6 separate regions of the Mus musculus genome follow, and all the other regions are linked to region 1. The links are chromatin loops, found by intact Hi-C in ENCODE. Cell type or tissue: left cerebral cortex. All regions are shown on one strand.

Region 1 (5,000 bases):
CATTCCTTCATTCAGCTCAAACATTCAGCTCTAGACCAACCCAGCTGCTAATCAGCACACCCTGAGCACCCAGGCAAAGGAGGGAAGGCCATCAGCAGAGGGACTTAAAAAGTGCCAGTAGTGATCACTGATGCAAGGCAGTTCAGTGTCAGTCAGACAGCAGAGTTTTCAGAGTGCTCACCCCTTAGCTTAGTGCTCAATGTGGAGGCCATCAACAACTAAACACAAAGGCCCTGGCTATTCTCCGCCAAGACCCAGTGGTTCTATAGAACTCATTCCCCACAAGTTACTGTTCCTTTCTTAGCCTGCATGGCAGTTAATTCAGTTTGCCCTGTTCAGACACGGTATGAAGGACCAGAAATCAGAACATGCATGCAAGCATGTCTACACACTCCAGTTTGAGCACCTAGGATCTTTCCCATCTTTTCTTAAAGAAATGTGTGTGCATGTGTCAGTATATACATATATAGATAGATAGATACATATTCATGCACATTCACACACATTGAATACATAGGTATAATATATACAGAATGTATATGCATATGTTATGTATATTTTAATGTATACATATGCATACACAAATATCACCTAAACATTGAGAGTCCGTAGGAAGTGCTGCTGGCCAACATTACATGTGCATGGAATGTCACATGAAGTGTACCAACTAACTAACTTGAGGTCAAACTGTTGAAAGGGGCAGACTGCCAGCCATCTTTGAAAATCCAGACCTACGGAGCCATTATTTGGAAACTTGCTCACCCTTAAGGAGACTTGGGAAAATTTAAAACAAATTGGGTCTTACCCTAGTGAAAACCCCAACACCACAACTAAGGCTAGTTTTACATGGAAGTGACTCACACGCGGCAGGCAGCATGGACACTAGGCTACAATGTGGATAAAGCATTGGTGCTTAAGATCAATATTTGGCCTCAGGTTTTTCAGAGCATAGAGTCTTGGCATTTGGGCTCCCTGCCTCTGTGTGAGAATTAGGCACACTGGGAGACCAGGGAAGTGCAGTCTGCAGAACTCTTGGCTCCTTTCTGCTTCTCTGCCCCGCAGCTGGAAGGATTGGTCAGGTCAAGATAGAATCGAGACTTGAGGAAGCGGCGGTAGGAATCCTTTTCCATCAGGTTGAAAATCTTCTTCTGGGCTTCATCAAAACAGGTTATTGTGGGCTGTAACATGTTCCGGCTTGTCTCCTCTCTGGTGCAAGAGTCCAGGTTCACCTGAAGTGCAAAGACCAAGGTTGCATTAGATCTAGTGCCCTGTTGAAGAGAGGAGGCTGCAGGCTTGGAATGAACAAGGAGTGGCTGGGACCCTTTCTTTACATTTCTCCCCGGAATGAAACCCGGGACATTTGGGTCTGCCCTGACATATGTGTATAAAAGGTTCCCTCTGCCTCTAAGTGGAAGGAGAACTTTCTTTTCCTTTACTCTCTCATTGGGGAGATTTATGGTTATATTTATTAAGAAGACTCATTGATCATATAGACAAAAGCAGCCTTTTTCCCTAGTAGACTTCCTTGGAATATTGTCGAGATTATAACAGCCAGCTCAGTGGCTCCTTTAACTAGTAGTTCTAAAGATCCCTGACCCTGAATGCCTGTCCTAGGAATTCCCACTAAGATCTAGAAAGTTCTCTGCCATGGAAACGTACCTCTTTTGTTGCTTGCACTGAGATGAACTCGTTGTAGATCTTCTTGGCTTTGGGACTTAGTTTAGAAGGTGACTTGATCTTCTTGTACTCCTCACAGCTGATCCAGAAGTCAATGTTCTCCTCGCTGTATTCCGACTTCAGGAAAGCTTTGAAAGCTGCCAGTCCACCTGTGACAGAGGACAAAGAGACACAGTTACCCAGACATGACTTGTCTAGTGCTGAGTAATGCTATTTTCAGTGTGTGTGTGTGTGTGTGTGTGTGTGTGTGTGTGTGTGTGTGTGTGTGATGACAGAGAGAGAAAGAGAGAAAGTGTGGTTACTTACATTCATGGTGAATCAGGTTTTCCAACGATTCAGCCCATTTCTTGACTTCTTCTTGGCTTACCCTGGAGATATTATAGAAGAGAGAAGGATTTAAATACATAGCATAGTATTAAAAAAAAACTAAGGCAATATGTGCTATATTGTTTACTAGGATACTTTTTCAAGAAATATGTAGATTCAAATTCTAATTATGATTGACATAAACTAGACTCTCTTGTCTATCTGCCTGTCTATCTCTCTCCATCCTCCTGTGTGTGTGTGTGTGTGTGTGTGTGTGTGTGTGTGTGTGTGTGTGTGTGTGTGTGTGTGTTATAATATCTTCTTATAAATCTCAGGCTAGTCTTGAACTCATGGCCCTCCTAACCTTCCAAGTGATGAGACTACAATTGTGTACCCTCACCTTGAAAGTAGAGGCCATCTTGACCCAAATCTGGCTCAGCTAAGGGCCTGTCTTCACACTCACTCTTTACGTACAACACACAACTTCTCTATTATCAGATAGTTAACCCTCAAGGGCTCTTCGCTGAAGCCACCTCTCTTACCTCTGGCAAGTTACTACTTTGTCCTTCTTGCTGTGTGAAGAACTGTGTTCGCAGGAATCTGACTTCTGCAGCAGGAACCCCAGCCGATGTTTCATGTCCTTTGCACTGCAAGGAAGAAGACAACACTTAACATGAAAAACACATTTCCTTCAAAGAGAGACATGAAGGCTCTTAAGACTGCTGTGTGGGTCAGAAGCAGTGTCCTTAGGGGACTTGCAGTGGCTTGAACTCCCAGAAGCGATTCCTTTGTTTCTGCATATGGCTTTTGATATCGTTGGTGAAAACATGTTAAGAAGTGGCTGCTACTTTGAAATGTGTGCAGTAACTGCAAAACAGGACCCATGCTGCCTGTAGGACATCTTCTGGCAGCCTGGTGCTACTTCCCAAGGTGAGCAGGGGAAGCACTTCTGTAAAGTGAGTCCAGTTAGCCCTGAAAATGGTAGCCAAGGAGTTCTCAGTGTGTGTGTGTGTGTGTGTGTGTGTGTGTGTGTGTGTGTGTGTGTGTGTGTGTGTGTGTGCAGAGCATCAGCTTAAGTGTGTAGTGCTGCAGAGAGGAGCAGGAAAAGTGAATGGTACAAGGGAGTGTGCTCAGGCTGAAAGTGCAGCCCTGCCAGGCTGGTTTCTAGGCAACCTCCACCTAGAGCTGCAAACAACAAACAAACAACCCCAAATCTACATTACAGGGAGATGCACATTTAAAAGGGCATCTGAGACTTTGGGATAGGAGAAGCAAGACAGAGTCAAGGCTGAGGCAAGTAATTAATTAGAGCAGTTTCCACTTTCCAACCACCACTCAACAGCCAGGGTACCACAGAGTTTCTGACTACTTGAACTTCCAGCTCAACTCTGTCATTCTTTCTTAATAGATTTCTAAAACTATATTACTATTATCTCTTTTATTATAAAAGCCAAGAATGGTTTAAATGTGTTTCCAGAGCAACAGAGGATGAGCCGTTCTTGCCTGAAAGGGTTGGCAAAGAACGGCAGTGCTCAGCAGCCCCTTAGGATGGAGGTTGACAAGCTGGTTGCTTATCAGTGGATTTTCTTAGAACGTCCGAATCTCAGGCTATTCTTGGGCTGCCCTTTAAGGTAGTATTTTTCCATCTCTCATAAGGCCATCTTCCTTTCTCTTTTTCCCAAGCTGGTGACTGGTGACAAAATCCTTCCCAGTAACAGCAAGATAAAAATCACCAGAGTTGGGACAGTCCTAAGGTGATGCTATGGATGCATTGTAATCCAGCCCAAAGAGATATGACTTCCTGTCTCCGTGTGCTGCCTCTGCCTGAGCCCCGGCAGCTACTGACTAAGTGAAGGGGCATTTCCAAGGAGCTGGAAGCGTGTTTGGCAAATATCTTGTAACACAACAGAAGCCGAAAAATAAAAACCAAAGTTACGTTAGAAGTCCCTGGAGACAGGTAACCTGGACATGGTCCTTCCTCTACCACCACCAACCATGTGACCTTGAGCAGATAAGACCCTCTGGAGACCCTAGCACTGAAGATGAGAGCTGATTAACCCTTTGAGGGCAGACAAACATTGTGCTTTGGGGAATTATTTCCAAGTTGAGATTTATATCTCCAAGGATGGTTAGGGAGGTTTGGTAGAGCCACAGATCACTTCTGACCTCTAAGTTCAAGAGGAAATCATGTAATACACACTAACCTTGTGTTTTATTTTAAACCAACTACTATATATATAAGTACTCCATGAAATCATTCATTCATACCCTTAAAAAAAATGAACGCAAAGGCACACAGGTGCCTCTAAAACTTTAAGCTGCTATGTTACAAACTGTATATATTTCTCAACCACAGAGATGTAGTTTGGAAAAAAAAATCTTTTATGCTTACGCTTGTTGACAACCAAGGCAGAGGACACTGAAGAATGCCACAGAAAGCATTCTGACAATGTCTCCAAACTTCCTTCTGAGGTTTCTTCCCTCACACAAGAACTAGTTAATCATGATTTCAGAAATGCTCCAACAGGACATGGTTATGGAAAGAGTACAGATGCATCCCCCACACCTCCTATCACTTCGTAATTCAAACAGCTTAACTAAAGGACCCAGCTTACAAGTCAAAGCCAGTCTCAAAACTGAAGTCATGTAAAATACAGCAATCTGGCTGGTCCTAGGGAGACGCTACCAGGGCTTCCTGGAGCATATAGCTTCTGATCCCAGAGAACTTCCTAAGCAAAAGCATGCAACTCACTGAAAAAGTCTATGCAAAACTTTAGCCTGACCAGTAACAGAAACCAATCTTACCTCCTCAGGCAGGAAGCCGGCAGACCTGCAAGTCCTTTGCACATCTTGTTTAACTGAGGGATTCTTAGCGAGGAGAGAAAGGCAGCGGGAGCCGCGGTGGTTTCTATTTTGAGCACAGTTGCTTCTGCTCTGCAAAGAAGCTGTCAGAATCCTCTGAGCCTCTGGCTTTCAAGCCCGGTGGGGTCTCTTTTATAGCTCAGCCACGCACCCGG
Region 2 (5,000 bases), 170 kb after region 1:
TCTTTTGAACTATTGGGAGGGACAAAAGGGCAAGGCTGCAACCACAGGCATCAGAGGACAATCTCACAGACTCCGAGGACAATCTCACGCAGTGAGGATCAAAGTGGAGACCGCGTGGATTTTCCATGAGGAAGGCCTGTGTTCTGCTATCACAGGAAGAGAAGCAGAGGAAGCCTCGTGTCTGGTTTGAGCTTTGGTCTCTGTGCGTTTGGGATCTGGGGGGGGGGGCGGGGGGGTTGTGAGCAGTGGGACTGAGCACCAGGAGAGAAGAATCCCAGATGCTGTAAACAGCCCCTTAAGTCCCTTCCATCATCACGTCCCCCAAAGGGACATCTCCAGCACTCCAGCCAGCTACGTGCTTCTCCGCATTCTCAGCCAGATGTAAGCTGGCCAAGGAGTGGCCATCTGGACTCATAGAGCCCATTAGAGCCATAACAGGCAGCCTAGTCTGGTTATAAACACCAGCGTCTCTCAAGCCAGCTGTCTCACGCTCGGTAATGACACACTTGGGAGGCATCTGGTTTGGGACAGGAGACATCTCTCCCATGGGCTTCAGGAGCCTGGGGGTATCTGGCCCAGGCAGGCAGCACAAGGCTTCTGGAAGAAGGCTAGCAGGCTCTTTCATTCCCTACCTCGTGCTTTCATCTTTGTGTGCCTACCTGTAAGGAGTGCATGCCTGCACGTACACGGTTTGGGAATTATTTTCTCAGGAACACTGGAGACAAAGGGGCTTTCATTAAAACAGGGATATGTGAGAGATTTGAGAACATCTGGGTCTGTCAAGTATAAAGCCATTTGGACTAGGAAGGGTCACATATGTAGGTAGCCCAGGCCTTAGACATTCTTATGTCCTATTCTTATAGGAGGAGGCTGTCTGGGGGCACTTGTCTACGAGCAAACACACCTGTGTCCTCCCCTTCTGTAGATGGTCAAAGGGAGGCAGGAAACAGGCGGGAGGCCACTCATGAACGGAAATCCCACCTCTCTGTTCACATGAAGCCCAGAATGACAGCTGTTCCTCAACAACTATGCAGTTCCTTCTCTTGCTTCTGCCGCAGCTCTGCCTGTGACTCCTAATTAAAAGGAGCACGCTGTTTCTCAGTTAGTCATTAGACGTCTGTCCCCCTTCCCTTATCTTTAAGCTGCCAGGGGAATGAGATTGCAGGCAGGTGACTCTTGCCACCTCCAAGACAAAGCAGCTATTATGGAGCAGGTCTTTGAAAATGAAGTGAATCACATTGATTGGAAAGCCCCAGCCAGTGATAACGTCCATTTAATGGGTGGTAACTGCGTTGGGCATGTTGCTAACAGCTTTGCTTGGATTGTAAAGTGGGTTCTTTACATTTAAACACACACACACACACACATTCGCTGTCTCATAAGTCTGCCTCTAAGACTCACAAAGGACAATTGCTAAGCTGAACTAGATGTTGCTGAAGTCTTAAGTAAAGAAAGTGAGCTAAGTGGAGAAGTGGGGGGCGAGAATGACTCGTCCTGTGCAGAGCTTGAAAGGTGGAAGAGACAGCTGTCCCCAGGGAGGCCAGAAGCACAGAAGACGGGACTGCTGGGCACCTAGGCCTTTGGGGAGGTGGGCTTACATCCAAGTAGAGAACATGCCCCTCAGACGTCTAAGCCCTGAGGTGTTCCTTACAGTGAGAAGCTGGATTACCACAATCAAGTGAAGTGGGGTACAGGTTGCTGGGTGAACCCAACTCCAAACTGCAAAACCTGACAGAGCTTCAGTCCACAGCCAAGGGAACATGCATAGAGCGCCACCTAGAGGGAGTCAGGGGACCATACCCAAGCAAGCTGTGCTGAGACAGAAGGCAGGCCACATTCTCCCAACTACTGCAGTGGGGGCTGTCCCTGACTCTGTTGCCTGCCTGTGGGTCTGCTTTCCACTAACTGAGCCTCAGTGAGAGAGGGTGCGCCTAGTCCTGCATCGACATTTGCTGGGGGTAGTGGGGTACCCAGGGAGAGCTCCCCCTTCCCCCAGGAGAAGGAGGGGGGGGAGTAGGGGCAGGAGCCGGAAGAGGGAGGAACTGGGAGGAGAGGCCTGGCATTGGAATGTAAAGTGAAGTAACTAATTAATTTTAAAAAGAACATTCAAAGAAGCAATATTTCCTGTAACGAGTAAAGCTTTCTGGAAACAATAAAGTTTTATTAGAAAGAAAGAAAAGAGAGGAGGAAGGAAGGAAGGAAGGAAGGAAGGAAGGAAGGAAGGAAGGAAGGAAGGAAGGAAGGAAGGAAGGAAGGAAGGAAGAAAAAAGAAAAAGAAAGTCTGCAGTGAGGTAGGTAAATGCTACAACAGCAGTTCTGCAGGAAGTTTTATTGTTTTTCATTCTTTTGGGTTTTTGGGGAGTTTTGGGGGTTTGGTTTTTTTTTTTTTTGGTATTTGGGTATGTTTTAAAGGTCTTATTTTTATTTTAGGAGCTTCACTCAAAATGACCTCTCCTAGAAATATAATTTATTTAATCAATACCAAAAAAAAAAACAAAAAAAACCTTTATTTAATTTTCTATTCTGACAAAAGACAATCGATTCTCAGCACCTAATTCTGTGTTTTGCCTAGTGTGATTGCACAGGCAATTCTAGCAGTTGGGACGTTAAAGAAGGAATATTACAAGTTGTAAAACAGCCTGGGTTACAAGTCCCTGTCTCAAAAGTCAATCGACAGCACTGAAAAGGAAGGGAATTTAAATGCTTCCAAACTTCTGACACGGAAAAATGAAGCTTCCAGGTAAGAGGTCTGAAAGCATGAAAGCCCAACTCTGCGAAACAGTATGTGCCTTCAGACGAAATAAATCACCAATGTAAAGGGAACTGGAAAGGGCCACTTCGTTAGGCCAGAGAGGGGCTCTTGTTCTGTTCCAACCCTTCCCTTCCGAAGGCTCTGGGGCAGGACTTTATAAATGATTAGTTTCAGGTCTCACTTTCAACGCAGCTAAGCAGGGTACATGGTTTTAGTGCGCCACCCAGTGCCAGAGCCAGAAACTACAACAAACTTTCACAAGGCGGGAATTAAAGGAATCCGACTGAATATCCAGCCTTGGTTAGTTACTTCTGTAGCCCGTGCACCTAAATTCCAATACAAGTTCAAAGTTCAGCAGTTCTGAACTGAATGGTTTCAAACTCTGTCGAAAAGCAAACAGTATCCGGGGGCGGGGTCTGAGCAGCTTTCTTATGGCAAACTCAACCTAATACAAGCGGCCAAAAGGGTCTGGCTTTAAAAAGTAGAAGCACTTCATTCCCTAAGGATAGTTCTCTTTACAATTGTGCCACCCTCTCTTGGACCCCACACTTCAAAGAAGAGCATACCGTAATAGACAACTCGGATGCCTCAGGCAGACGCTGAAGCTCCGTTTCGGCCGTAAGGATAGAGAAAGGAAGTCGTGGCTTTAAGCTCGGGGATACTGGAACAGTAATTGTGATGGGGTAGACTAGTATGGAGAGAGCAACAGCCGGCATTTTTTACTTCAATGCATGTTTCCTATTATTTCCTCTTAATTCACCTTCAATGACCGTGGAGTCTAATGGAATTCTTCCTTAAACTGTTTGCGATTCTATGTGTAAATCAATATCCTTGGACTTGTTGCTATAAAGTCCATTTTATTTCTTGGCTTTAATTACCAGTGGCACCATCACTGACTAAGATGCTACTGCTAATTCCAGAATAAACACCAGTGAGGGTCAAGATATTTATTTTTAAGTATCATTTTGTTAACATGAGACCTGTTTTGACCACATTCCTTATTCATAGACTATCTTCTTGTTCACAGAATTCCTGTTCACATACTATCTCCTTCGTTCCACTTGCTGTGTGCCTGTTTGAGTGCCACTTTTTGGTTTCTTTTGTTTTGTTTTTCCAGATAGGGCTTCTCTGTGTAGCATTGTAGAACTAGCTCTGTAGACCGGGTTAGGCTGGAACTCACAGAGATCCACCTGCCTCTTCCTCCCAAGTGCTGGGATTAAAGGTGTGTAGCCTGTGGCAGCCACCACAGCCCCCACCACCAGTGCCTGATCTTCTGCACTATCTCACCAGCGCAGTGCCATGCTCAAGGTCTATATGTGGCATCAACCCAGCAAGGATGGTAGTTGTGTATGAAAGAGGTTTCTTGATTGTAGCAAAGACAGTTCCTCAGTGGATGTTCAAGAGAGGGATTGGAATCCTTCCTTGGCTCTGGGACTTGGGCATGAACAGTTAGGGGCTTAGTGGTTAAGAGAGAAGTAGTGAGAGATCACTTCCAGAAGACCCAGGTTCAGTCCCCAGCCCCTACATCAGGCAGTTCACAACCACCTTGGAATACCAGCTCCAGGGAATCCAACACCCTCTGGCCACCACAGGCACCTACACACATGCACACATATCCACATGCAGACACACATACATACTAACAATTTAAAATAATAATATTTAATCTTGTTTTAAAGAGTGAACAGTTATGAAAAGAAGTGATCAATCTTGACAAAGCACTCGGGTTTTCCAAGCAACAATGTCTTCCTGAATCCAGATTTCAGCCTCTTGGCTTAGCCCCTTCATACTGTGTTCCACAGACCTTCACAGACATGGCAGCTTACAAACAATAAAATGTTATTTCTCACCTCGCTGGAGGGTGAGATCAAAGTATGGGCAGCTTTGGTGCCAGATGGGTGTGGACCCTTCTCCCTTGACAGAGGGATGAGGAAGCTCTCTGGATCTGCTATAGTAGAGCTCTAATACCACTAGCAAACATTCTGCCCTAATGACTGTAAAATGAGCACTGCCTTGCCGGCATCATTCCTACCTGATGTGGTCATGTGACTAACTGCTTCCTGCTCCCATCACCTTAACTTCCTTAGCTCCATGGGCTGAACTGCAAACTACGCCAAAGTAAAGCCCTTTCTCCCTAAAGTTGCTTTTGCTGGACTACTTTTTTACAACAACAGAAAAGTGAGACGAGGTTGTTTAGAAATAGGGTCTTTGTGAGTGTGAACTAATCAAGATGACTGCACAAGGCAGT
Region 3 (5,000 bases), 85 kb after region 1:
AGGCTCTATGCCTCAGTATAGGGGAATGCCAGGACCAGGAATGGGAGTGGGTGTGTTGCAGAACAGGGGGAGGGAGGAAGGGATAGGGGATTTTCAGAGGGGAAACTAGGAAAGGGGAAACATTTGAAATTTAAATAAAGAAAATATCTAATAAAAAAAAAGAAAGTGAACCTAACCTACTTGTAACACAATGGAATGTGTCAAAATGAACCTGATTAAAGAAGTTTAAGGTTATAATAAACTGGGCTGCTGAGGTGGCTCAGTGGGGTCAATCACATTGCTATGCAAGGCTGGGGCCCTGAGTCCAGTCTCTGGAACCAACATAATGGTGGGAGGAGAGCCCTGACTCTGAAAAAATCTCCTTGTCTTCCACATGTGCATGGTAGTACTCCTGTCCTCTCATACACACCACATATTAAAAATAGCAATAATAATTACATAGTAATAGAGATTATAATACTCATCCTTCTAGAAGACACCCCTGATGGCTTTGAAGAAACAAGCTGTAGGCCATAAGTACCACAGCAGGAAAGGCACGGAGGGTGACCTCCAGCTCGCCACTTGCAGTAAATATAGCTTCCAGCTATTCTCATGGAAGGAACTGAATTCTGACAACAACTGCCTGAGCTTAAATATGGACCCCCTCCTCACTCAACCCTCTGATAATCCCCTTGGTCCTGGAGATACGGTGACATTCTTGGTTCCTCACAGAGAAGCCAGCTAAGCTGTGTTCCGATCCAACTTAAGGAAGCTAAAAGAATAATCAGGTGTAGTTTTGAGCATCCAGGTGTGTTCTAATTTGTTACATAGCACCAGCTGTGTCAACTTAAGTAGATTAAGAGACCAAGGTAGCAGGTAAAGCGATCCCTAGGTTTGTCCGTGAGAGTGTTCTGTAGGAGATTGATTGAGTTCAAGAGATCGATCCTCGGTGTACATAGGCACTATGCAATTCGTGAGTCCCTGACAGGACAACAACAACCACAACCACAACACCTAAAGGTGAAATAGTTCTGTTTTGTCTTGGAGATGCAATTCCTCTCCTCTTCAGCCTGTGGATAGCAGGACTCTAGGTTCTTCAGCCTTTCTACTGCAAGACATAAGCTGGTGGTACCCCAAAATTCTCGGGCCCCCTTCATTCTCAGACTGAGTTACACCATCACCTTTTGTGGAACTGGGGTCTTTGGAATGGTATTGAGCCATGCAAATGGATACCCTGGTCACCAGTTTGCATATGCTCCACTGGGAGAATTTGCTGCCTCTATATCCATGTAAGTTAATACTCTTCATAATCTCCCATGTGCTCTCTCTTTCTCCACTCTGTCTACCTAACTGTCCATTGCAATGCTCGCCACATGCAGCTTGCTTTGTCAAAGCCAGTAAGGAAAAGAATCTCCTAGAAAGATGACTTTTTACCATCTTGTATTATTCATTATTATTATAGTCTTACATTATTTATTATCTAGTATCGGTTCTGTCTCTCCAGAAAATCCTGGCTAATGCAGTATATCTCTTAAAAGCTAAGGAAGATATTTTTCATATTACCACACCACCACATCTAAAAGTAATTAATTCCTTCATGATATCAGGTGCACAAGTGTTCTCCTTCTTTCAACAATTACAGTTTTCTTTAATAGCTGTTTTTTGGTCAGTTGAGACCTAAAATAGCCACACCTTGCATTTAATTGTACTATGTCTTAAGTTTCCCTTGATTTTCAGATTGCTCTTGTATCTTTCATGACATTTACTTATTCAATCGCTGGGTCCTTTATTATGTAGTTTTCCACTTTCCATGCTTTACTAACCATTGAAATTGATCAACATGACTAAGAATGGCAGCTTGATTCAGAAGCTGCTCAAGTTCTGGTCTCTCTGAATGGTCCACAATACTTCCTACGTGGTCCTGCATACATATGACAATACCGTGCTAGGAAACTTAAAAATCTGGAAATCCTTAGTTCTTGGGCTTGCCTGGTGATCATTTGATCTTATTCATTGTAAGCACCCAAGCCATGAAATTCTTCTTTGACACCCCCCATCCCCTGCCTCTCAATTTTTCAATTGTCTTAATTCTTCAGAGTTCAGATATGTGATGAAATATGTATTTCCCACTTCTCTCCCTCCAACTGCCTTTATACCCTGCCCCAACATAGCTCTTTCCAAACGTTGTCTTCTTTTGGTTCCCTATAACCCACTAAGTCCAGTTAGTATTAGCCATAGGTTCATGTGTGTAGTAGGGTCATTCACTGAATCATGGGCAACATAGCAGTGACTACACATTCAAACAAAAACAAACAACAACAACAATGACAACAACAACAAAAGATTCCCACTCTCCCAACAAATATCAACTGCCAATAAGACTCCAATAATAGGTGGGGCTGGAGATCACCTACCCCAAGTACATGAAAAGATTGAGTGTCTCGATCTTGTGCAGGCCTCAAGCAGGTAACCATAGATGCTGTGCTGTGAGTTCCTAAGTGCCATAGCCACACAGCATTTAGAAGAAAGCATTTCCTAGCTCAACCCTCTTCCCATCCTCTGGTTCCAGCATTCTATCTACCCAGTCTTCCACAATGCTCCTGAGTCTTTGTAGCAAGGGGCTGGGGGTAGTTATTGATACAGGTGTTTTCTTTAGGACTAAACACTCATGATTTTATCCTCAGCATTCTGACCAATAATCTCTCCATTGATTGTTGCCCACTGCAAAATGAAGCTTCTCTAACCATGGTTGAAAGCACCAAGGTCTTTTTATACAAACAGAAGTGCTTAAAAGGCCAGTTGACAGCATGGAAATTTATCAAAATAATAGCAGGCTCTACCCTGTGGGGTGCAAAACCATATAGGGATAGTTTCCCCCACCCCCACCCCCAGTAAGAGTGAAAATCAAGATTGGGTTTCTGTAAGATACTTTAAATTGCTTAGAGAAAGATGCCATGTCAATAGATGTTATATATTTTAGTTTAAAGTAGAATTTGTGTAGGAAAAACAGATTTATCTTCCAAAATTCACATTTTCTCTGAGTATTTTAGTCTCCAAGGCTTACTTAGTATGTGGGGAAATTGTCTCCTTCTAGACTCGGTGATGTCAGCTAGATTACCATGGTAACAACAAGGGCAATATCTTGGATCACAGCAGTTAAAAGAAAGGTGGAATCTATTTGAAAATCATTGAAGTCCATAGCCTTTAAGATTGTAATTTATAGCTACTTCAAACTCCACTGCAAGGTCAGAGGATAATCTAAAATCAAATTAAATCAAGATATATCTCCAGAAGAATATAGATAAAGCATTTCTAAAGGAATGCAGATTTAAAAAGTCAGGATTCTTTGTCTTTCTGGTACATTTACTATTCTGGTGAGTCATACCTCCAAGGCTAAAAACAGACAAAGGACTGCATCCCATTCATTCAATGAATAAAAACAGTTTGAAATAGGTCTCAAACCTCTGTTTTCATTTAAAAAATTATTAAAGGCAAGTACACTAATTTGAATTGAAAAAATTAGCCTACTATGTTTTTTCTTCAATGATTTTATGCATTTCCTAATTATTAAATATTAAACATGGAAGACATCTTCTAACGTGGCATTATAGATTTAGCAAAACCAGAAAGATAGTGACTATGATATGACTATGGTCCCCTCATTCACAAAGACCTGGGTGAGATAAGAATTCAAATATGTTGAGTCATAATTTTCTCTTTCCTATTGTATCAGAGTACTTTATTGAAGGATCCTATTATGTTTCAGCAAAACTCCTCTGTCTTGCAGTAGAAGTGAAAGTGTGACAGAATCCTTTCCAGCTGCCCCACATCCCCGGAAAGCTAAGGAGGAGTGATGGCAGATGTTGGTAGTGTCACAGAAGTGTCTGTAGACGCTTCTGACCTGAGGGAGTCTATTGTTCTTGCTATCTCCCATCCAATGGTCTGTTTACCTTCTGAGATGATGTTTTTAGGCATTCTCTAACTTCTGTTGCCTGGAGACGCATTTTGCCACCTATTTTCCATTATTAAAACCCTTGCAATTTTTTTTTCCTATCCTTTCCCAATCTATTTTCAAACATCTTGTCAAACAGAGATACCAATTTAAGAAAGTTCTCCCAGCTGGAGATGCAGCTCAGTGGTAAACTTGCCCAGCGTATACAAAGCCATGGATCTATCCCCACCACCCTCAGCCCCAGTTCCGCAGGGCGAGTATGGAAGGTCCTCTCTGATCAGTCATCTGGTTAGCCTCACATTCTTTGCAGAATGCACTGCTGCAGAATCTCAGGGATGCGTGTACTCTGGGATTTAGGAGGCTTCGAAGGGACAGAAAAGCTCCTAAAACCTTTCTTCTTGGTGTTTGCTGTCTTAATCTTTAAAACCTCAGATTAGCAGACAGACCCACAAGGGAGCCCTCTGGAAGCTTCCGCTCTTCCCACAATCAGCTGACTGGAAGGAGAATCACAGCAAGCAAAGAGTGGGTCCTGCCTGAGTTCCAAGTGCTTTGCTTTTTACACGTTTCCATCTAGAATTGGTCTCAGTTTCTCGGTCCTTCTTGCCTACGGTCCTGTGTTTGTTAGTCCGTGGTCACCACCGTTCCAGTCTTTCCATCTCATAAGCAACTGAACTGGTTTTTTTTTTCCCCAAGGCTGATTTTTCCAGCGCCCCTCACCTTCGCTAAACCACCTGGTTTTGATCAAATCTCCGTTCCTTGCTGCTCTTCTTTCCCCACTTGGCGAGCAGCTACCCACCTCAATGCTCTTGCTCTTCTGCCAGCAGTAGCATCTCCCACTCTGACGCACTCCCTTGCTTTATCCACTCTCTCAGCTGTGGACTCTCATCTTCACATCTGAAAGGTGGCACAATAGTCCTCCTGGACCCAGCCCCATTCAGCCATGGTGGATGACATTCAACAGTCCTGCTCTGCCTCTCTATTCTCCATCAAATCCCAGTATCCGACTCACATCTAGGCTGGTGGGACTGCCCAGAACCTGCATCTTCACAGCGGCTCCATTGACTCTGAG
Region 4 (5,000 bases), 150 kb after region 1:
AAATAAAATATTGAACAGGAATTATTGTTTATTGGGGTTTAAGGCTAGGCATGTACATACGGCCATCTCATGATTTGGGGACATAAAAATGGGCAGGCAGGATGGTGCATTGACTGTGGGTTTGGAGTGATCACCTGCCTCAAGCTCGCTGACTTGCCTTTGGTGATGGCCCATAACCTGAAGTTCCATGCACATTCAGGGCTTAACGATTCATCATTTGTGGCTGGCAAGATGTTCAGTGGATAAAGTCACTTGCAGAATGCACAGTAGAAATAGAAAAGCAGACCCTGAGAATTATTCTCTCTCTCTCTCTCTCTCTCTCTCTCTCTCACACACACACACACACACACACAGAGAGAGAGAGAGAGAGAGAGAGAGAGAGAGAGAGAGAGAGAGAGAGAGAGTAAACTTTAAGTTGAGAGAAGTAAGACCAGTAACTCTGAAATGAAGGCTCACTCCTGTCAGCCTCAACAGCTCTCCTCTCAGAAGGAAATCCTTCTGAAGGCCAGGGATACCAAAGGGATGGATGCTTTGTTTCTGACAAAAGGGTTATTGACATAGCTTGACTGAAATGGTGTAGCATTTGAATATCTCACACCCTAGTGGGTCTACCTAGGGCCTCCTTTTACCTCATTGCTCTGTGGATGCAACCCAGTTAGAAGCTACTTACTGCATGTGTGGATCACAGCCAGCTGAGCTGAGTACATCCTAGCAAATATCTGTTCCAAATATAAAATAACACACTAGGTTTTAAAGACTTTGGAGGAGAAGAGAAACATAAAATAATCTCAATAATTTCGCATTGATTGTATGTCAAACTGACAACATAGCCTTGGATTGATCATGTCTGTCCACTCTCTTCTGAAAAGGGAAGTGGGCCCAATTAATGTCTAGAATTTCTGCATCTGATAGAAGACAATAAGCCACTTTAGGTTAATCCTCCAACAAATGGCCTCTGAAAAAAATTTTGAAGGGATCATAAGCAAACAAAGTCTTTGTAAATTAAATATATGAGTAAGCATACTATAGTCCAACAATCTACAGACATGCCACAGTAGTTGTTTGAGGGGGAAACAGATAATTAATATAAAAGGAAATAAACTAAGGGTCTATATTTGTTACTTTTTTCATTATTACAACAAAATACCCGAGAAATGCATTTTAAAGGAAGAAGTGTAGTCTATGAGACAGGGAAGACAGGGTGGCATGGGGCCCCTGGTCACACTGTACATGCAGTTAGAGCAGGAGAGGACATGAATGCTGGTGCTCAGTTGCTTTTCTCCTTTTATACATTTCTGGACCCAGCTGGTGGAATGGTGCCAAATGCATCCCAGATTCAATTAAACCTGTCCAGTCACTTCTTCCCAGGCATGCCCAGAGACTTGTCATGTAGATGATTCTAGAACTGGCCAAGTTGGCAATTAATACTAGCCATCACAGGACCCTTGCACAATATGAAGATAGTAGTTTGTCATAAACTAGGGTTGTCTAACTTTCTGTGTATGAAGTCCCAAAAATTAAAGATTATCATTTACAAAAAGTATTGGTCTGGATGGGCTCCCTGCTCAGAGTAGAAAGCTGGAAGCACCAAGAGAAACAAATGGGTCAGAAAGACGTCAGGCTCACCTGTCTTTAGGGCCCCAGACAACCACTCTGAATGCTAAGTTAACTCATGTCTCACCTGGGACCACAGGCTACAGCCATCCAGTCTCTGCTCTGTTCACAAAGCAGAAGAAAAAACTTCATTTAAAAAGATTGCTCTGACTTTACATAATGAGACGTTATGTAAAGAACAAACTTTATTTCAGGGACAGTACTGACCAGAGCAAACAGTGATAAGGAGAAAGGATTAAAAACATGTCAATCACATTTATGCCTCTGAGCATTCAGTGTGTACACAAACCTCACCCCATCAGCAGTTTCTCCAGGCACCAAACCCACTAACACGTCGGTGTTGAAAAAAATTTAGGTGACCATCTCAGCATCCACCGACTTGTTTCGGGGCTGGATGAAGGAGGTATTTTCATCAGCACCATCTGTTAAGAATTTGCTCATTTTGCAAGTTGATTTAAAAAAAAAAGCAGCAAGATTATTTTGACAGTTGTCTCCTGATGTCCTCCGCTGTGAGTTACAATGCATCTTTCTAAAATTCATACCTTTAAGTCCTAACACCCGGCATCCTAGAAAATGATGCAAATAGGCTCGATGCTGGTGTGACTAAGATGAGGTCAAACTGCAGCAGTGACTGGCATCATGTTTTAAAAGGGAACTGAGAGAGAGAGAGAGAGAGAGAGAGAGAGATGTGACAATGAAGGAAACAATAGAAATGACAATTCCACAAACCGAGGACCCTAAAGATTGACAGTGACCCACCAGACACCAGGAGAGATCCCCAGGGAGTCTGCTCTTCCTCACAGCCTTCAGAAGGGATGGCCTTGCCAACCTTGATCTCTCTCTGAACTCTGAGAACTGTGAGAAAATACATTCATCTGTGAAACCACGGAGATTGTGATACCCTGTTATGCTGTGACTGGTAAATGAACATAAGCCCACAACGTAAACTGATGATTGGTGAAAACTATCTTCCACTGATACTGAGATACAGCAGGCTCTGGTTACGAACCGAGTCGGTAAATAGCCTGGCTCCATCAATCACCTGGAAGCTATGAAGCTGAGAAAATACAGCACACCCTGAACTGACAAGTGAGTGCAATAACCGTCTTACCTTATGGGACGAAATGAGCTGATGCTGTTCTGCACTCGAAAACATTACCTGTTCTTACTGGTTAGGTACATTGTAAGTTATAAAATACTTTCTTGTCTTTTGTTTCTTTCTTTCTTCATATTCCAAGAGCATCGGGTTGTTATTTACATTTTACAACTAGATTGTGAATCTCACGGATTTAACTAGAAATCTGGGTGGAATTAAGATACAAGGTGGTTGGAATGACACCTGATCCACCTCCTGTTTCAGTAACGTTGGACACATTTTCTAATCCCTTCTATGTACCTACTCTTCCAGATGAGATCTTTCACCCAGTGAGCACACTCAGTCCTCCATAATCAGAGCCTCTTCTCATGTCCTGAGTAAGTTAATGCAATGTGAGGAAGGTTGACCAGGATTTTTCTGTCTTGGACATAAAGAAAAGCATCTGGGAGCCAATGAATGGCATCTTCCCCAGACGCTGGAAACGGGGAGCAAACTGGTTCTTTTGGAATTCTGGGGTCTGCAGAAAGGAAACTAGCTTTCCATCAGAAAGTGTACTGTCACGGGACGCTTGCTTTCCTGACTTTCAGAACAGTTAGATGATAAGTCTCTAATGTTTAAGCCACTAAGTTGGTGACAACGTCTTACAATTTGCAGCAATGGAAGCTAACACATGGCTACTCATATCTACATCTGCATACCTCTTCAAGGAGCTTCTTCACCCCCCCCCCTCACACACACACACACATCCTTGCCCTCCCCCCTCCTTCCAGTCAATTGCTCCAAAGTCTATTCCTATTATTACTATGGGACACATATCCTCCACGTGAAGTAAATAGTCCATTGTGCCATCTAAAGACCCGCCCCTCTCCCTCAGTGCTGTCTCTCAGGGTCCCTCTGGTGATATAAAAACATGGACCATTTTCTGATCCTATTACACACTAGGATGACTTGTCATCATTTCTTTGGCTCCCATGACCAATTCACACAAAACAAACAGTATTAAGTATAAACATTTATTTTATCAAAATTCTAGAGACCCAAAAGTCCTACATTAACCTAGCAGTAGATTGTACTCCTTTGTGAAGGACAGTCATTGCCTTCCTCTCTCATCCTTGGTAGTGGCTATAGATGCATTCCTTGGCATGTAGATGCACCCACCTCTTCTCTACCTTTCTCTTCAAATCTCCTTCTCCTCTGTGTATCAATCTTCTCTTTTATGTCTTATAAGGACATATGTCATTGAATACAAAACCAACCAGGCTAACCCAAGTCCTTTGCTCCATGCTGAACCAACTACACTATCAATTTCATTCTTTTCTGTCTTCTACCAAAGTGACCATAAGGATGAACAGAACATGTGCAATGTGACAGTCGTGGGTGGCACGGAAGTCCATTTTCTCTGCTTCCTTGTGCCCTATCCCTATTTATACCCAAGTGCCAACATACCACTTACATATTAAAATTCACTGCTGTGGGTGTCATCCAGCATTATGCTTCAAGAAGTTTGTCAAAAGCACAGCTCATTGTGGATAATTCTGGCTGCCCGGTAACTTAATACCTTACCACCAGATTGTTTCATTTGTGCCAGAGCCCTGAAGACTGCCAGGAGCTATTTTCAAAAATTATGCCTAGTTCTGTGCCATAAATAGCTTGACTATGTGCCAGAACCCTAGACATCTATGCTGTGATTTTCTTATCAGAGTTTGATAGAAACCATGCACACATCCCAACAGCCTAATGTGGATGCCCCCAGTACTACAGTCTATGGCATGATATGACCCAAATGGAAGGACTGATTACTGATGCAGTTTGGATTTTCTGCTGAGACTTCTCCTGCTTGAGGCTCCACTGGGAGATGGCAGCCTTTCACATTTTCTAGTGAACAGGTCAGAGTACATTCTCAAGTAGGCAATATCCCACATTAAACATATATGGAGAATAATTTGATTATTTTAACCATGGAGGGGGTGGGTTTTCTATCATCCCTAAGTTCTTCAAGAATTTCAGAGTTGTAGGAGGGGGGTTTCTAATGTTAAGGTCCTGTTCCCCATTTGATTCTTGATCTGTCAGTAAAGAAAGCCATGGACCAATTGCTGGGCGAAAGGTACAGGCAGAACTTCTGAGTTCTAGGAGGAAAAGGGAACACAGAGAAGGGAAGAGGGAGTTCCACCATGCTTTGGATAGAGGAGAACCAGCAGCCATGTGAATTCTCGAGAGGAGTGATGGACTGTGGCCACTCCTGTAGGCGGGTGGTCAGAGATGTATAGCAGGGACTAGATTCAACTGACCA
Region 5 (5,000 bases), 74 kb after region 1:
CTCTTCCTTCTTCCCCCTTTATATATCAGTGATATCCTTCTTAAATCAAGACTCTGTATGTAGGGCAAGAAACTGAGGTGCATCAAAAATATCAATGGTTACCAGGCACACAGTTTGTCGCACCAGCAGGACACCTGTGGAAGCTCACTGTCGTGGGGATGGTACTGATGTGAATTCAGGGAAGGAAAGTGAGCTGAAGGAACCCCTCCTAGGCTCGCAGCTACTAAAGAGCATCATTTTTTTCTTTGCCTGAGGCAAGCCAGTAGGCACTCGGCTCTCTCCCTCCTGCTGCAAGCCTATTTGTCTCTGACTCACAGGATGACTAGGATGAAATTTCATTATCCGTTTGCTTTCCATCTCTTGAAGTTTCTGGCTCTAGGTTTGCAGCAAGCTTCAAGTCTACTAAAGGGTTTTTGACTGATATGCAGCAGCATTGAATCATGGTAGATTTTCACACATTCATAATTACTCTTCTGAAGTAGCACACATTCACTGTTATCTCCGGATAAGAGGAGCAGAGAGAACAACAATGTCATTTTGCTACTTGCTTCTAAGAGATGGAAGCAATTTGTGACCTAGTTTTTTGAGTATCCTAAATTCCCTTGAGGCTAAAGTGAAAAGCAGAGCCTTGAAAGGCTGAGATGGAGACCAAATGAAGAATGATGCCTGTCTCAGTGGCCCCTCCCTACCATATCTGTGAACAGAGAAGCAAGGAAGGGTGGGGTTTTTCCACTGGGCTACACCTAGTGATGTACATAAAAATGGGAAGAACTGCAGATATCAGAGTTTATATGAATCCTGTTATTCTATGACTGAACTTGTAAAACAATCATTTTGGTTTTTAAACTGACTGAGCTCCATGTTAAAAATCTCTCTAGCTCTGTGTCTATGTTAATCATAGACCCAAAACATAGGGAAACAACAAAATTATGTCTCCAGAGGTTGCCACACATCTGACTTTTTTTGGTTTGGGTTTGTTTGTTTGTTTGTTTATTGTTTTGTTTTGTTTTGTTTTGTGGCAGTGGTGGTGATGGAAAATTAAATAGCTTCTCCTAGGCCCATGCTTGACTGGGAATGAAACAAAAAGAGTCACATATTCTGATCTGTGAAGTCCAAGGAGGGCACCTGCAGTGTTTAACAAGCCTTGCCCTGCCCACACTGAGTGACTGTTTCCCATACATCTAAACGCAACAGGCCATTTTGGTCTAGTCTCCAGATACTGTTAGTCCCCCTTCTACTGAGTTGCATAGAAATGCTATCACTTGAAAATACAGAGAAAAATTAAAGTTAGAGGAAGGGCAATATTATTCACCTGAAAACAGAGAGTGCTCTAAAGAAGAGGTGACATGGACTCTTTCTGAATTTATTTGGTTATAAAAGTGAACAAAGCTGGACATAGGGGTGAATGCCTGTGATTCCAACACAGTAGAAGCTGAGGCGGGAGAATCATGAGTTCAAGGCCATAGGAAGACACTATCTGGAAAATAAAATAAAATAAAATAAAATAAAATAAAAGCAGAACGTCAAAGAATATGTACTCCTGGACTTCACAAATGTATTAGCTCTGTATTGATTTCCCTGTATTCAGGGACATTGTCAGCCATTCGTACACATTCTACCAAGACGCGGTCCCATCGTCCATCTTCTAGAACACCTAGAGAGAAGTGATTCCACAAAGATGTCACAGCTCCCCAGACATAAAATTAATTAATTAATATTAATTAATGTTAATTAAAGCTCTTCTGGCTTGTAGTCTGTAGCTATTTTTAATGCATCATATCATTCCTTTGTAGGAGAATTTATACCCATAATGAAGATATTTCTCGAACAGTAGATCCTTTAAACAGTAAAGAAATGAAAGGAAAAACACGCAGAGTAGATTAGTTACAGGGTAAGGGAGAGATATTTGTATTCTGCCTAAACCAACACATTGCAGCTGCTTTCTCACCATCAGGTTAAGTGGGAACAAATCTGGGGGATTCTGACACATGTGTTAGCCCATTTCCTGTCACTATAACAAAATGTCTGAAAATGGGTACTTACAGAACTAAAAAAGGTTTGTTTAGCTCACAGGCTTGGAAACCAGATACCTAGGATTGGACCACTCCACCCTTTTGCCATGACCTTTTTGGCTGCATCACAGTTTGCTAGAATGACAACAAATACAAAGGACAGAAAGAGGCATGATTGGACAGGAAACCAGAGAGTAAAGAGGAGCCAGCCCCCATCTTTCCATAACACAATTCGGTTTTACCAAAACCGACTCATTCAATGCAACACAGCATTGATCCCTTATGAGTGCTAATGCTTTTAATAGTCTAACCATCTCCCACTAGGCCTTACTGTTTCAAAGATCCCACCACCATGCTGGTGGACCCACTTTCTAGCACATGAAATCTTGTGTTAGCATTCTGTCTCTGATCCACTGCACCTTCCATCGCCTGACTGGGAGTGACCTTCAGGCTAACACACAAGGTTACCATTCACTGCATCTGGTGAAAAACTTCATTATATAACATCTACTCTGTCAAGAGTGTAAATAAGTTGGACCAATGTCTCAAAATCAGGACCCTGCACACCTGCTTTCAACTGACTATAGAATACAGGATGTGTAATTTTACAGAAATAAATGCGAACGGCCTGAACTAAGGAGTGGTGTCATGGCCCTCACACATACTCATGACTTGCATATACAATGAGTAGGATAAAAGTCGACGTGAAATGGCAGACCACAGACAACTAGTTATTTTCCCCAGTGATCAGTCTCAGCACTCTCTCCCTCTCCAAACCAAATTTGTTCAGTGTCCGGTAAAGCTAATTTGAGCTGAGTTGCTATGGGAACTGAGAAAGGGGTTCCTGGAAATGTAATCATAATTGCTGTCATCTCAAAGGGCAGCAGCTTGAGACTCCAGTGCTCTCCCATATGTCTGCATTAGGCTAGTGTTAGCAAATGGGTGTCAAAAGTCATTTGCAGTCAAATTGCTAAGAGAATAACCAGCAGTGTTGGGTGTTGCTCAACTAAGCTGCTTTGTCAAAGGACAAATTTGTCATCATTGTTTTTGAGGTAAGATTCTCTTTGCAAGGTCTCATTTCATTGCCTGGAATAGAATCTAAATGTTGTCTGTCACCAGACACAAATCTTAGGACCCGTGAAGGTAAAAACTCTGAGCCGCGAATCTCCTTGGGTTCAGAGGATCTGTTAGAAAACTTGAGAGTTGCTAGACAATCGCTGGATATTCTACCAGGTTTTAGAAAAAAAGATAGGTGGTGTGGGGTTGGTGATTTCATAATTTCAAGATTCAAAAGCCCAGTGGAATCAGGCCACAGACTTGAAATGTGTCCTTGGGATCAGCTGGTCTTTGCTACTCAAAAATGTGAGCCACATACCTGCAGCATTGATGCGACCTAAGAGCTTGTTATATATAGACGCCCAGACCCAGACCCAGACTTGATGATTTATAACCCACCATTCTCAGATGGTCTAGCTGTGCACTGATTTTGGGAAGCGCTACACTAGTGAAATGTCTTAATTTGATAGAAAAAATGGCTGAAATCTTGACTGAAGTCCAAAGAAGTGAAGGAACTTTGCCCAATGTACAGATGGGTCTTGGTAGTAGACCCAGAACCAGATCCTACCATGCCTGAGAGGCAGAATCTTCCCATCACCCCATGGGACTTCTTAAAAGCAGGAACTGAGAAGGGTATGAGAAATTTCATAAGAGATCTTCTTGTTTTATGGCACTCCCAGACATTAAACTTTTTCTGACCTCAAATTGCACTGAGGGGGACAGGAATTCTGAGAAGGATTAGGACAGTAACTAATTGAAGGAGAAACTATTCCACATATCTCTTTAACAAGGCTGAAAGTGAGCCGCCTTCCTAGGGGTTGACTCTTGACTATGTGAGTAACCTGACCCAACTGGAAGATTAGGAGTCCATCAACACCAGAGATTCTATTCTCTTGACCACGTGTTTTCTTAATGAGCCTTTACTGCTGCTCTAAGAACATTTGCTGGCCTCATTCAGGTGAAAATGACCAGCCTTCATGTCTATTTGTGGTGTTCTCTATCACCCTATGAAAGCACCTGGCAAATGTTCACTTGAAAACTGAGAAGACCAGATGACCTTTGACCTGTCTATCTTCACACCATTCCTTAAAGAGTCCTATTGTCACAATCTATAAGTTAGTGTGAATTACTCCACAGTGTAATTTTCAGCCTTTTCATTTTCAGAAAGCTAAAATGTCTTTTTCTGATCATTGGAAGTTTAAAAATGGGACTAACAGGGGGTTTAGGGAGGGTCCAGATTCTGCCCACCCTCTCTGGAATTGCAGAACAGAGCTCTGCTTAGGCAGCAGTGGCTGGTTACCAGTGTTTCCCATGCCAATCATTCAGTGTGAAAGAGTGTGTGTTGTGACTATGCTTGGTACCTCACCCCAAAGTAGAAAATAGTATTCTCTCCACTTCCAGATGCCTGAGAACACATAACATCTAGTGACTACCAGAGCCTGGCAAGAGCTCGCCAGTCCTCCTTTCTCCTCTCTCCCCTTTTCCCTCAGTCACCACTAGATGACCTAGCCAAGCCTCACCTTATCCCATAAGTACAAGTCATTAATTCCTAGTTCTTTACTAATGATTTGATTCTGATACCTACAGTCACAAATCATCCCCTAACTTAGCAGTTTAGCACAAGGGCAGTTTTATTATCTCTCACAGTTTTATCAATGGGCCTGGTCTCTAGCTGGGCATGCCCTACTCTATGTACAGACTGCAAGGGCTGTCGTCTTTGATTGGTTGGAACTATCCGAGATAGCTCATTCACAGGCAGAGATTGAGGTAGAACAAAAACAAACCCGAGAACTTATGCTTGCTCCCTCCCTCCCTCCCTCCCTCCCTCCCTCCCTCCCTCCTTCCTTCCCTCCCTCTCCTCTCTATCCCCCTCCCTCCTCCTCCTTCCTCCCTCCTTCTCATCCCTTCAAGGTGTCCTAAAGCATGATTGAT
Region 6 (5,000 bases), 71 kb before region 1:
GACCTTTGCAGCTTGAAAAGTGTGACTCATCTCCAGAATTCTCTCCCTCTGATTAAATGCTCCACCGGGCATTTCCAATTGATTTTATTTCAAAACAAGTTTTCTTTTTCCTTGTAACACAAAAGGATAACAGACCCAAGGAGACACAAATCATTTGGTGTTAATCAGCATTAATGTAATTTAGCCAGAGGGAAGGGCCTAGTGTGCAGTCGAAGAAAGCGAGGGACCATAGCTGATGTGGTAAACACATTAGAAAGTTCTCCTCTCCAGATAGAGATGATTTTGAAATTCAATTAATGTCAGATACGCTCAAGTTTATCTAGAAACGGGAAACGAATTTGGTGAGTTTGAACCTCTTTGGCTTTCCCATTGATTTGTACTATTCCCACACTGTGTGAGGCTCTGACAGGAAGGAAGGCAATGGAGGGTGAAGCTCTTTTCTGGGAACTCTTGAGAGCCATGCAGTAATTCTGTGGGGTTTTTTTTCTTTCTTTTTCTTTTTGGAGGGTTTTGCTTGCTTGCTTGCTTGCTTTGTTCTTGTGAGGCTGCCAAGTATTCAGACTGGCTGGAACCTTATCACTGGTTATTTTCATTGGTTACTGCTTGGTGAGAGTGAATGCAATCTTACTCATCGTACTCATCCTTCTCTTCAGGATTACAAATGAATAAGTAGGTCAGTTCCTGATGAGCTTTCAATGTCTTCTTCTTCAGCCTATATATACTAGGCCAGGGACAAAGCCTCAGCAACAGAGTTCTCCCAAGCACACTGTTCCCTCTTTCTTGCATTCCCAAGGCCAAGAGGAAGAGAATACCTGGTGTTCTGGTATAGGTATCAGCTCTGAGAAGAGGAACACACGTGTATGCATGCTTGTATCTGTGTGTATACACAAACACACACATAAGTGTATATATTATAAGTATTATATATCTCATGATGTCTATGGAGCAAAGGATAACTTTAAAGTTCTCATCTATCCACCTTTGCGTCCTATATGGTGGGATTATAGGTCTTTGTCACTATGCCCAGTTTATGCAGTTCTGAAGGTCAAACCCAGGGCATCTTACACACCAGGTAAACAACCAATTGAGGCTCATCATCAGAACATGATTTTTCAAAAAATAAGTGATGTTATAAGTAGTACGTCTTTTCTAGATCACATAACACACACAAATGGCCACTGGACAATTGATATAGATAAAATGTCTCTAGAGTTTTGTTTCACTCGTGTGTGTGTGTGTGTGTGTGTGTGTGTGTGTGTGTGTGTGTGTATACCATCTTAGGAAATGAGTGATCATTTATAAACAATCCTTATGGTAAAATGCATCGATAAATGGACAGATAAAGACAATTTGATCCAACCCAAGTTAATAAAATAGTTGGCCTCCTCTTTACATGGAAACATTTTTTTTGAAGAGCCCTTTCTCTACCTTTAACTCTTTCTTGCACACATGCCAAATATGTCACAAGCTTGGTGCAGCATGGTGGTCCCTTGTCATCTCCATTGAGAATAGGAAGACAGGATGACCACATTCAATACCGCTTTGTACTATGAACTGCATTACATTTCACAATCAAGCAATCCATCTCGCGGCCTTCTCTCTGCCCTGAAAGGTCAGTCAGGCTAATGTTAACAGATTTATAAGAAACAAAAATGATCTTGCTCAAGTGAGTGACAACTGGCCATTCTCCAACTCTACTTCTGCTTCTTTTGAGAAGTTTCCTGGACTTACCCTAGTGGGAACTGAGACTATCTGTTCAGGGTCTGCTTCCTTCCGGAAACCCCAGTGGAAGAGTTCAATGGGCTATAGGCATCTTAAAAGCAAAGACCAAGGCCTATGGGTGTTTGTATATTTATTATGTACTACCTGGCACAGAAAACATAATCAATTTGTAAATTCGCAAGAAATGAATGACTATTTTAAACTCTGTTGTTACCTTTACCCCTTCATACTTGACTATTGCTCTTGCATGAGAAATTGTAAACCAGCACCTTCCTGCCTTTTACAAAAGCAAATGACTCCAGTGAAGCAAGAGAGAAAAGAACAAAGAAATAGAAGTGGGGGAAGAGGGGGGAGGGGGAGGAAGCCTAAATCTTAAAGGACCAACCAAACAATACGAAACCCCCAAACATGAGAGTGTATCACTCGTCTTTATAGAAGTGTTGGTGGATGCAATGTTGTGTCAAGTTCAACATTAATAACAGCTTTCCATATGTGCACAGCGGGAGAGGCATGTGGAGTCCAGGAGGCAGATGACTCTTTTTACTGGATAGTGAAGTGTGCCTGGGAGAAGATAGACCTTGTATCTCTGACAGTAGTGCTCTGTACTGGCCAGCAGGGGGTAGTCACAAGTGCTGTATACATTGTCCAGTCAACTCCCAATGATCAATTTTTTATCCCAGATAATATTATATGGTAGTAGTCTTACTTCCAGAGCTAGAATTTTCCAGGAGCCCTTTACAATTTAAAAAAAGTGATCTATGTCATTTTCTGACGCTTTCATTTGGTGCTTATAGGTGGAAGCCATGGGCTAGAGCTGGTTGAAAACAATAATTATGCAATTAAAGCTAGCAATTCAAATCATCTCAAAAGTCTGAGAACTTAACTATTTCACCAGACCCAACTTCCAAGCCAGAAACACTTAACATCAGGTAGTTTGTGTAACTTGTAGAGCCTGAACTCAAAGGGAGAACATCTCACTCACTGTGTAATATAAGCTGTCGCTTCCCCTGCCCCGCAGCAGATGATTTCCAATTCCCATCACAAAGCTTTGTTTAGCTAAGATACGCTTGATGTTAAGAGGTCGGGGGCTGTGCTCACTCACCGGGAAGTTTCTAGAGAAAGAACAAAAGTAAAATGAAACAGAGATGAAAAGACACCTCAGAGTTAACTATTTCTAAATCAATTTCTACACCATATTTTGAGCTAGTAGGACATTCTACATGGTAATTGGGTATTTGTGGCTTTTGTAAGTTGCAAGACAGGGCTTTCTTAACTGTGACTCTAAGATGCAAAATTGTTAATGTTGGTTGTGTATGTTACCTCTTTGCTATCTCTATGCACCAAATAGAAAAGTATGTTTTCGATATCAAAATCCTGTCTGATTATAATGTGAACCCCTCATAGCTCTTTAAGGCTTTGCTTATGATTGGTACTGACTTGGAGACCAATGGTAACAGATTGGTAAGAAATGAAATCGAGATAATTTTAGCTCATGATGACAAATACTATTGAATATTTGCTAGGTTGCCAAGCAACTGTGCCAGGCACAGAGATTAAAAGGCATTTAAGACTCGACTCCTACCTTGAAAGGGTTCTTCTATACAGCTTAGAAAACAGGCACAAATCAATAGCCCTAATGCAATATGATAAGCCCTATCCTCAAAGTGCATGTGGAGGGCCACAGCGACAAAGGAAGAACAGTCTAGGGTTTCCTAATACACAACTGATCTGTGAGTTACTATCTGAGATTAGGGTTTAGGGCTGGAGAGATGACTCAGCTGGTAAATGTACTTTCAACACAAGCCCCCATAACCTGAGTTCCATCCCCAGAAAACACAACAAGCTTGTTGTTGCGGCTTACATTTGGAATCTTTCCACTCCTATGATGAGGTGGGAGGTGGAAACAGGAAAATTACATGAGATCTCTCAGAACATTTAGATTGGAATATTCAGGGTAACAGAAATGATAGAGACCTTGCCCAAACGAAGTGGTAGGAGAGAATCAACTCCCAAAAGTTGTCCTCTGACCTTCACAGATGTGTCATGGCACATGTGAACACACACAATTATAGATGGATGAATGGATGGATGGATGGATGGATGGATAGGTAAAGACAAACCGATGAGTAGATAGATAGATGATTGAGAGATAGATGCATAGATACATGAACGGACAGACAGACAGACAGACAGAAGAAAGATCTATGTTTATACAATTTCCATGGTCTGTTTAAAGTATTGAATCATGAAAAAGATTTGCTTAAAAGATTTGTTTTAAAACTGAGTGAAAATCACTGCATCCCTTCCCATAATGGGAGACTATGCAGAATTCTGACCACATCTACTTACTGAAATGCTGAAGTTAAAGGACTATTAAATCTCCAGTCCATCACTGGAAATGAGTCTCCTCTAGGAAGGCTGCTGCAAAGAGGCTACTTACAACAGCTAGAGAGGGGCAGAGCAAGGATTTTTAGAACAATTAAGCAAAAAATACTGTAATGTTATGATTGCAAATGGCTTCCAAAGACATCTAGCTTTACTCTGTCATTTTATAGAAAGGGGACAGAGATCTGGCAGTAAAAATAAAAACAAAATGGCTCAAATGTAATGCATCTAGTTGGTGGCCAGAGCCAGCGTCCTCAGGAGACTGAGAGACAGTTTCATTTAGTAATTACACCCGGGAATTGTGGACACAGACTGCTCGGGCTGGATCGCATACTCACTGGGCTGTATTAAGATATTTAAACTTCCTGTCATTCAGTTTTCCCCTCTGCAAAATGGGACAAGACTATATTACCTGCCATATAGAAATTAGAAAGTAAGAAGAGAACAATTAAGGTTGGAGTGCGATTATGCAAATAATTGGTGTCCTCTACACACCAATGATTGGAACCCACGTGTCCTGTTTTCTATCTTTATGGGGCTTTTTTGTTTTTGTTTTTGTTTTTTTGTTTTTTTTTTTTGTTTTTTTGGTTTTTTTTGCTGTAATAGAAATAAAAGAAGCCAAAGAGGTTCTTTGCATTTTCCTTTCTCTGGTGCAGAAAGAAAGCACTGTTTGAGATGTGTGTGCCCATGTGTCATTGTTGTCCCCTGACATCTCTCCTTTCAGGGCCAAGGAGATCAAGATCAAGTTGGGAATTCTCCTCCAGAAGCCAGACTCTGCTGTTGACCTTGTCATTCCATACAATGAGAAGCCAGAGAAGCCTGCCAAGGCACACAAGTGAGTCCTGAATATGGGTTCCTCTCATTTTCCCTTCAGATGACAGCTGTTTTTCAAG

The links. Peaks named below come from ENCODE experiments on the same cell type or tissue, not always from the same donor. Only the 100,000 strongest peaks of a DNase experiment are listed, where the experiment ranks them.
Region 2: a loop joins it to region 1, with 5 times the contacts of the local background. A loop is called at or near these places in 13 of 42 quality-filtered maps.
Region 3: a loop joins it to region 1, with 3 times the contacts of the local background. A loop is called at or near these places in 4 of 42 quality-filtered maps.
Region 4: a loop joins it to region 1, with 4 times the contacts of the local background. A loop is called at or near these places in 13 of 42 quality-filtered maps.
Region 5: it touches region 1 in a loop (2.9-fold over the local background); 5 of 42 quality-filtered maps call a loop at or near these places.
Region 6: it touches region 1 in a loop (4-fold over the local background); 9 of 42 quality-filtered maps call a loop at or near these places.

Annotation. Positions count from the first base shown.
Region 1 is chr1:169,742,692-169,747,691 of GRCm38, forward strand. It overlaps Rgs4 (regulator of G-protein signaling 4), which reads right to left and starts at 4,951. Exons shown (of 5, transcript NM_009062.3): 1 at 4,789-4,951; 2 at 2,526-2,630; 3 at 1,984-2,045; 4 at 1,660-1,826; 5 at 1-1,229. The coding sequence starts at 4,832. The coding sequence ends at 990. In left cerebral cortex, no CTCF peak of the experiment used is centred here; DNase peaks (open chromatin) are centred at 3,108 and 3,746; H3K4me3 peaks cover 2,862 bases; H3K27ac peaks cover 2,217 bases.
Region 2 is chr1:169,916,419-169,921,418 of GRCm38, forward strand. No RefSeq gene overlaps it. Among named protein-coding and RNA genes, the nearest start is that of Gm39699, 7.1 kb to the right of the region's middle. In left cerebral cortex, CTCF peaks have their summits at 1,784 (motif pointing left) and 2,997; DNase peaks (open chromatin) are centred at 476, 1,773 and 2,987; H3K27ac peaks cover 1,305 bases.
Region 3 is chr1:169,827,708-169,832,707 of GRCm38, forward strand. No RefSeq gene overlaps it. Among named protein-coding and RNA genes, the nearest start is that of Gm22114, 31 kb to the left of the region's middle. In left cerebral cortex, no CTCF peak of the experiment used is centred here; DNase peaks (open chromatin) are centred at 3,110, 3,324, 3,880, 4,109 and 1 more place; H3K27ac peaks cover 3,150 bases.
Region 4 is chr1:169,896,794-169,901,793 of GRCm38, forward strand. No RefSeq gene overlaps it. Among named protein-coding and RNA genes, the nearest start is that of Gm39699, 27 kb to the right of the region's middle. In left cerebral cortex, no CTCF peak of the experiment used is centred here; DNase peaks (open chromatin) are centred at 651, 2,032, 2,626 and 4,198; H3K27ac peaks cover 4,541 bases.
Region 5 is chr1:169,816,827-169,821,826 of GRCm38, forward strand. No RefSeq gene overlaps it. Among named protein-coding and RNA genes, the nearest start is that of Gm22114, 20 kb to the left of the region's middle. In left cerebral cortex, no CTCF peak of the experiment used is centred here; DNase peaks (open chromatin) are centred at 325, 2,005, 2,884 and 4,776; H3K27ac peaks cover 2,580 bases.
Region 6 is chr1:169,671,996-169,676,995 of GRCm38, forward strand. Rgs5 (regulator of G-protein signaling 5) reads left to right here. Exons shown (of 5, transcript NM_009063.4): 2 at 4,832-4,942. Among named protein-coding and RNA genes, the nearest start is that of Rgs5, 19 kb to the left of the region's middle. In left cerebral cortex, a CTCF peak has its summit at 2,331 (motif pointing right); DNase peaks (open chromatin) are centred at 24, 582 and 2,332.